Regions from separate parts of the Homo sapiens genome. Here region 2 is linked to region 1. A link is a contact called in ENCODE Hi-C or POLR2A ChIA-PET data. All regions are on one chromosome and are shown on one strand. The core of a region is the stretch at or near the end of the contact, and the rest is flanking DNA. Distances in the headings are between cores, read along the strand shown. Region 1 holds the start of SYT14 (synaptotagmin 14). Region 2 has its middle 17 kb from the start of SERTAD4-AS1.

The links. Hi-C counts contacts between places; a loop is a spot of excess contacts on that map. ChIA-PET counts read pairs that join two places held with the same protein, here RNA polymerase II (POLR2A). Pooled maps may share reads with other maps.
Region 2: a pooled map shows a loop between it and region 1 (1.9-fold over the local background). The contact joins the enhancer-like site here to the promoter of SYT14 in region 1. A Hi-C loop is called at or near these places in 2 of 50 pooled maps. POLR2A ChIA-PET finds 5 or more read pairs at or near these places in 3 of 52 experiments (Panc1, T-cell and WTC11).

Annotation. Positions count from the first base shown.
Region 1 is chr1:209,936,647-209,939,895 of GRCh38, reverse strand. SYT14 (synaptotagmin 14) reads right to left here and starts at 1,679. Exons shown (of 9, transcript NM_001146262.4): 1 at 1,619-1,679. The coding sequence starts at 1,631. RefSeq lists a silencer at 1,938-2,232.
Region 2 is chr1:210,249,134-210,252,382 of GRCh38, reverse strand. No RefSeq gene overlaps it. Among named protein-coding and RNA genes, the nearest start is that of SERTAD4-AS1, 17 kb to the right of the region's middle. RefSeq lists an enhancer at 460-1,015. Within about 2 kb of position 1,547, at least 10 of the 41 ENCODE cell types and tissues checked have a DNase peak (open chromatin) inside an H3K27ac peak, as active enhancers do.

The sequences.
Region 1 (3,249 bases), core at 430-2,929:
CAGTAGAAAGAAAGGAAGAACTAAGAAAAAACGGAAAAAACTGAAAAGATTTTAAGAAATTACAAGTTATAGCATCATATCCGAATGGCATCTGCCTGAAGGATTTTCCTCATGCTCTGCCTAAACCTTTCTACTTTCACGTGGTGTGGTAGTGTGGTAGTGTGGTAGAGTTTCACGGCTTCACAAGAAACTCTACCACAAACTAGTTGGGAAAATAAAGTACACAACATAAATCAGTGGGTTTGGTTTCTTGATTTTTAACCTTTGGTAAAAGGACAGTGAGGGAAACAAATGTTGAAAGTACTGCTGCAGATAACAGGAACATCATAGATTATAGGTAGATCTTATTCCCCACCATTTTAACTCAAGCAGACATTTGAAACTGTCTGAATGTGTCTTGCATACAATAGGTACTCCCTCTCTTAAATAAATAAGCTACATGTAAACACACAGCTAACTCTACTTTGGAGTCCACATGATCCGACAAAAAGAAGTCCCCAGAGATGCATACTACCAGTGATTGATCACTTAGAAGGGAAACGCTTTAAAAAGTTTTACTTAGGAACACACTTTCAATGTAGAGAAATAATGATATAGCTATAGGTACCTTGCACAGCTGCACAGATGAATATACACACACAGGGAAAATTTACAAATTACTTTCACTGTTTGAGTTAATCTAAGAGACAGGGCCTGGAAGATGTAATCTTTCACATAAATATCCTAGACGTGTGAAATTAATTCTCACAATCTCTTCCTTAAAAACAAGGCAAAATATAGACACTTGGTCCCAGTTACATGTTTCTGGAACAAGAGAAAAATACACTTTAGTGTCAACTACCTTATCTAGGAACTTAATTTTTATTAAGCTGTTTTTCGAAATATGAGCATTGTGGCACTATAACACTTCATAGACTGGTATTTGCAGGATTCTAAGAATGTGTGCTTGTTGTAAAGACGTTATTTACTTCTTTTCATGGAGAAAAACAGTTTTGAGTGTTGGCGGGGAACAAAACCACTTGAGGAGGAAATTAACCTAACCCCAAATTTCCTGGACCCCCTACAACAGCAAACAGAAGGGGAACGGGCAGAGAGTGTAACCCAGCATCAGCCCGAGCGGGCACAGGGAAGGGTTAGGAATGGGACAAAAAACTGGACTCTCAGTTTGGCAGGAAGGTGGGTATTGCGGAAGGATGGTTTGCCGCGGCCGGGGAAAGAAAAGAAAGGGCAGCCTGAGCCCCCCGTGGCCCCTCGCTCCTCCCAGCCCGTCCCGTGGGGTCTGCAGGGCCTCACCCCGACCTCCACTCCGCGCGGCCGGCAGGAGGCGGCGGCCCGGACGCTGTACCTGCCCGCCAGCCCGCTTTGCCCCGCGTGCGGCCGCCGGGAGGCCGGCAAAACCACGAAGGCCGGGGCGAGCGAGCCAGTCGGGCCCGGCGTCCCAGCGGCGCCGCTCCGCCCACCCGCCTCCCGAGACGCGGCCAGGACCCCCGCGCGTCTTCAGCCGGCTCCAGACCACAGGAGGCGGCCCCGTCAGCGCCTCGGCCTGCCGGCGCACCTCCGAGCCCCCCGCCAGCTGGGTGGTCCCGGTCCTCGCTCCCCGCTGTCAGCCTCCACTTACCTTCAATCGCCATGATGCGCTCGCCATGGACCGCACCAACTGGATGGCGGGGGCAGCAGACGCGAGGGCTGGCGGAGGACGCGCTGAGTCCGCCAGCGAGAGGGGCGGGGCCCGGCCCGGAGTCGCCCGGCTGTGCGGCCGCGAGGGGCGCCGCGGGCGGGGCGAGGGAGGGGCCCCGAGCGCCGCGAGTGCGGGCCGCGGAAGAAATGGAACCTTCCCGGGGCCGCCGCTGGCACGTGACGCCACCCCGCCCCCACCCCAACCTACCCCACCCCACCCCACCGCCCCACCGCGCCTCGCGCCTCGATTCGAAACAGGTGCCCGGCCCGGAGAGCCACGGGCCCGCGCCCGAGACCCGCCCGAAGCGCGCCGAGCTCGTGTGGGGGCCCAAGCCCAAGCTTCCTGGCGCCGGGCGCCCTCCCGTCCGGTACTTGGAGCAAACGGTGTCCATGAAGGAGGCGAGTGGCAAATGATGTGGTCAGGACCATGGACAGGTCTCCTTGGTTGAAAAGGATTCCCACCCACTGACTCTCAGATTTGGTAATAGTAAGTCTGTTTTGGTTTCGTTTGGTTTTATTTTGTTTTGTTTTGCCCGAATCAGCCACATACTCGTCTCAGATCTCCGCTGTGGAGAAACAGCTAGTTGGCAAAAAGCAAAAAGGAGAGAGGAATCCTGAGCACAGCAGTGGTCTCTCTCTCTCTCTCTCTCTCTCTCTCTCACACACACACACACACACACACTCACTTCACCCCTTAGCCTCGCTCTTGATAAGCCTTGCTGCCACACAGAGCTTGGCTTACCTCTTGGAACTCTGAGTTGGAATTTGTCTACACATTGCAAACGCACATTTGAAGCCACACAAAAGTCAGGGTCAGACGGACGTTTTGACAAAGGACCTGGAAAGCATGTCACACGCAGGTTTTTAAAAATTTGTAAACCTGTGACCATTGTGAACAGTCCCAGGCCAACCCTGAGCACAACAACAATTGGCCACTTAGTTTTTACTTAAGATACTTGAACCGCTCAACCATTTACCCAACTCTCAACTTCATTTAGTAATTTGAGAACCTGGACAATCAACGGCATAAACAACATTGAGAAATAGGGAGTTTAGTGATTCTCTCTTGTGGAGGAAATGCTAATTCCTAGAGCAAAATAGCTATATTAGGGACTGAAACAAAGAAGAAAATATTTTACACTTATGTAAGTAAGGTTGGACTGTAAATCTAGAGCAGAAACTGTCTTCCATTGCTTTTATATAACCTCTCCCTCAGTCGCATTTTATGCTCAATAGACATTCATCCTTTACCATTTTCTTTAGTTCAGTGAGTATCTGTGAAGCCGGCACTGTGCTGAAAACTGGCTACAAGCAAGAATTGTTATTGAAGGATCAAAGAAAATACTGTTTTACTCAGGAAACATTAAAATGCCTATACTTTAGGAAAGCTCCATGAGAGAGTTTATGATGGACATCTAGAGGATTCGGGTAAAATGTTTAATGACATTTTCCCCAGGCAGCCTCCCTTAAAACAGTCTTGAACTCCAAGACATTGATCTGAACTTGACACCACAGTTGTAAGTTGTGGTTTCTGGCTAGTTCTGAGTAACCCAATTGTTCAAACTTTTAAAG
Region 2 (3,249 bases), core at 298-2,797, 310 kb before region 1:
CGGTAGCCTAAGACCCAGCGCTAGTGTCGGGGGAATGTGCACTTGACCTCAACCAGTGAAGGCGAAGGATAAGCTTCCAGGCCCTAAACCCGAGGCCAAGCCGGCCCCGGTCTCCTTGGCGCTCGCTGGCGTCCAGGGTCGGCAGCAGGGCTGGGGACAGTGGGAGTGGGTACTCGGCGGTTCCCAACCACGCCGCATGTCGGAATCCACGCGGACGTCTGAAGAAACATCCGCTGGGGGCCTCAGCAGAGTCCAATTCATCGCGAGCCTCTGGGGTAGGGCTCAGGCCTGAGGGTTTTGTAAAAGCTCCCGAAGGGGGCTCCGAGGTGCAATCAGGATTGAGAACTGGTGATTGAAGAACCACCGCGGTCTCCGGAAAGAAATAAACAAAGAGGCCTTCCTGGGGCGGAAGGGAAGAGGGCTGGCGGGTCCCCACCCGTGTGCAGGTGACCCCTTCACACCCGCATTCCCACGCCCAGGGACACGGTTACACGCACGCTTGGACACACGGGCACCCACACTCACCCGAACACACACACCCACGCCCATTCACGCTGTCCCGGACACACCCACACCCACTGCATTCTCCGGGCGAGTCCTGCGGCCGGAACCCAGACAGAGCGCGCCCGCTGGGGGCCGGGCCCCGCTGCTCCGAGGGTCTCAGGCCAGGAGGCCCGAGCGCGCCACAGCCGCTGACAGCGCGGCTCCTCCGAGCCCGGGGCGCTCGGCAGAGCCCCCGCCGGGCCGCGCCGCGCTCGCTCCGGCTCTTTGTTATGCTAATTCCCCTTCCCAGCTGGTGCCAGCTGCCTGCACAATGAGCGCCCGGAGCCCTTGCCAGCCCTCGCCAGCCAGGGAGTGGGGGCGGGGCGGGGGGGGGCCACCTCACACTGCGGCTGCCCTCCTCACCACCCCCTCGCCGTCCCAGCACAGCGCAGTCTGGCCGGGTGCTGAGCAGCCCAATAAGCAGCCTTTCCCCCGTCCTCCCCTCCCCCATGCTTGCAGGGCCGCGCCCCCCGGGGCCTGCAGGGCATCCTCTGATTCATTCCAGTCGCTAGGGCTGCCCGCCCTCCAGGTGCCAGGGCTTGATGATGAAAAGTAAAAGGCTCCTCCGCGGCTCGAGAGCCGTGAGGATGAAAGAGAAGCAGCCGCCTCCCAGACCACACAGCTAATCCTCCCATAAACCTCGAGCAAATAAGGGGAGAGGAAGAACAGGCCGGCTACAGATGTGGAGTGCAGCCTCCGGGGATCCCCAAATTAAAACTCGTGCAGGGGAAGCCCTTGGACCACAACCAAATGACACTAATTGGGTTATGGGACCATAATCTTGGCTGGTATTTAAAAAAAAAAAAAAAACAGTTATAGTCACAGCTGCAAGAACTGTCTTCATAAAAAGAAGGGGGAAAGTCCGCTATTTTATTACGCATAAGAATGAGAGAGAAGAGGGTTCACGGATCTCCTGCCTGCATGGTGCAGACAGGCTGGTTGCTTGAAGGCGAGGACAGTCTTGTGCCAGGGGGAGCCGCGTTGTGCCTGGCTGGCTCCGGGTGTGTGGAGCTAATCGGCTAAAGGAGGCGGGGGCAGGAGCACTCCAGGGGGAGGGGCAGAGGAACTGCAGTGAGAATGGGGAAGCATGGCCTATCCGGAGGAATGTATATTACAGAAGACAATAGATTAGCCGCCATATGCAGAAAACAATCATTTGGGACAGGAAAACTCAGAGATGTGTTCTTAAAGAAAGATCCAGAAGCAGTTTCTCAGTTTCACTGGGAGGGAAAAAAGGCATTCTGGGGAAGGGAAGGAAAGGAAAGGGTGACATGCAGAAAACTCAAGTGAACATCTTCAGAAAGATCCCTGATTGTTAGAATCAGGAATTGTTAGAATCAGAAGAGAAGGTTAGAAGGGAACAATCTTTTAGAGGCCCTTTGAATCCAGCCTCATCATTTGACAGATGGAAAATCAAGATCCAGAGAAGTGAAGGAGCTTGTTCATGGTTAGACAGCTAGTGAGTGGCAAACCTGGGCAAGACTCTGTTTCCTAACTCCTAATCTAGTTCTCACCACTAAGTTGGTTATAATCTTGTGGTTAAGAAACAGCAGTCATTTGACCAGAAATCAATACAATAGATTGACTCTAAGCAAATAAATGAAGAGTTATGATTTGTTCTTTTTCTTCTTCTTTCTTTCTTTTTGCTTTCTTCTTCTTTTATTTATTTATTTATTTTTTGGACAGATTCTTGCTCTTTGCTCTGTCACCCAGGCTATAGTGCAGTGGCGCAATCTCAGCTCACTGCAACCTCTGCTTCTGGGGTTCAAGCGATTCTCATGCCTCAGCCTCCAGAGTGGTGGGGACTGCAGGCTCACTGCAACCCCCACCTCCCGGTTTCAAGCGATCCTCCTGCCTCGGCCTCCCAAAGTGCTGGGATTAAGGTGTGCACCATCGTGCCTGGCCTAAACAGGACATTTTTAAAAGATTGAGGTAAGCTTTGTTGGATCTATAATAAGAACAAGTGTTAGAAATCAATTAATTCGTACAAATTCCATCCCAGGATTCTTCCTAGTATGTATTTCTTTATTCATCACTTAAAACACCCAGATAAATGGCCCCAGAATTTCTTTAAGAGTTCTTTCTGTGCAGGGACCAATACCATCTCTAGATAGAGATGTCCCTTGTGCATTAAGTCATCTTGCCTAAAACCAGCTAGGTCAAGATTGGGCTGGTTGAGAATTCTAATTGATCATCTTAACTGGTTAAAATTCTACTGATTGGGAAATAAAAATATCTACTCCAGCTGCTGGTTTTCCAAACTCTGAGAGGACAAAGGTTTAGAGATGGCCAGCCTAGACCTCCCTGGGCAGGCTGAGGTGTCCTGGCTTCCCACTGCCTCTCTCAGCTGGCTCAAATGGCAACTAATGTTGCCAATCATGAGATCCTAGCCCAGTCAGATAGGAGGGGAGCCTCTTGCAGAGAAGTCCTGGGACCCCCATGGTACAACACTGCATTTGCTCTCATTATACTCTGTTGCCCATTTCTCATTCTCAAGCCATATGGTTCAGTTTTGTTCTCATTTCAGGACCTACCCATCAGCAAGCCTGCTACAAATGAACCTCACCTTAGGGAAAAATATATACTCTTCAAAAATAGAGAGACAGAATGTAATTTTGTAAATGGAATTCTATTTTGAAATTATCAGTGGGTTTCTGAGTTTACTGGCAAAACAGAAGGGATAAGAATTTGAAATAGGGATAACCA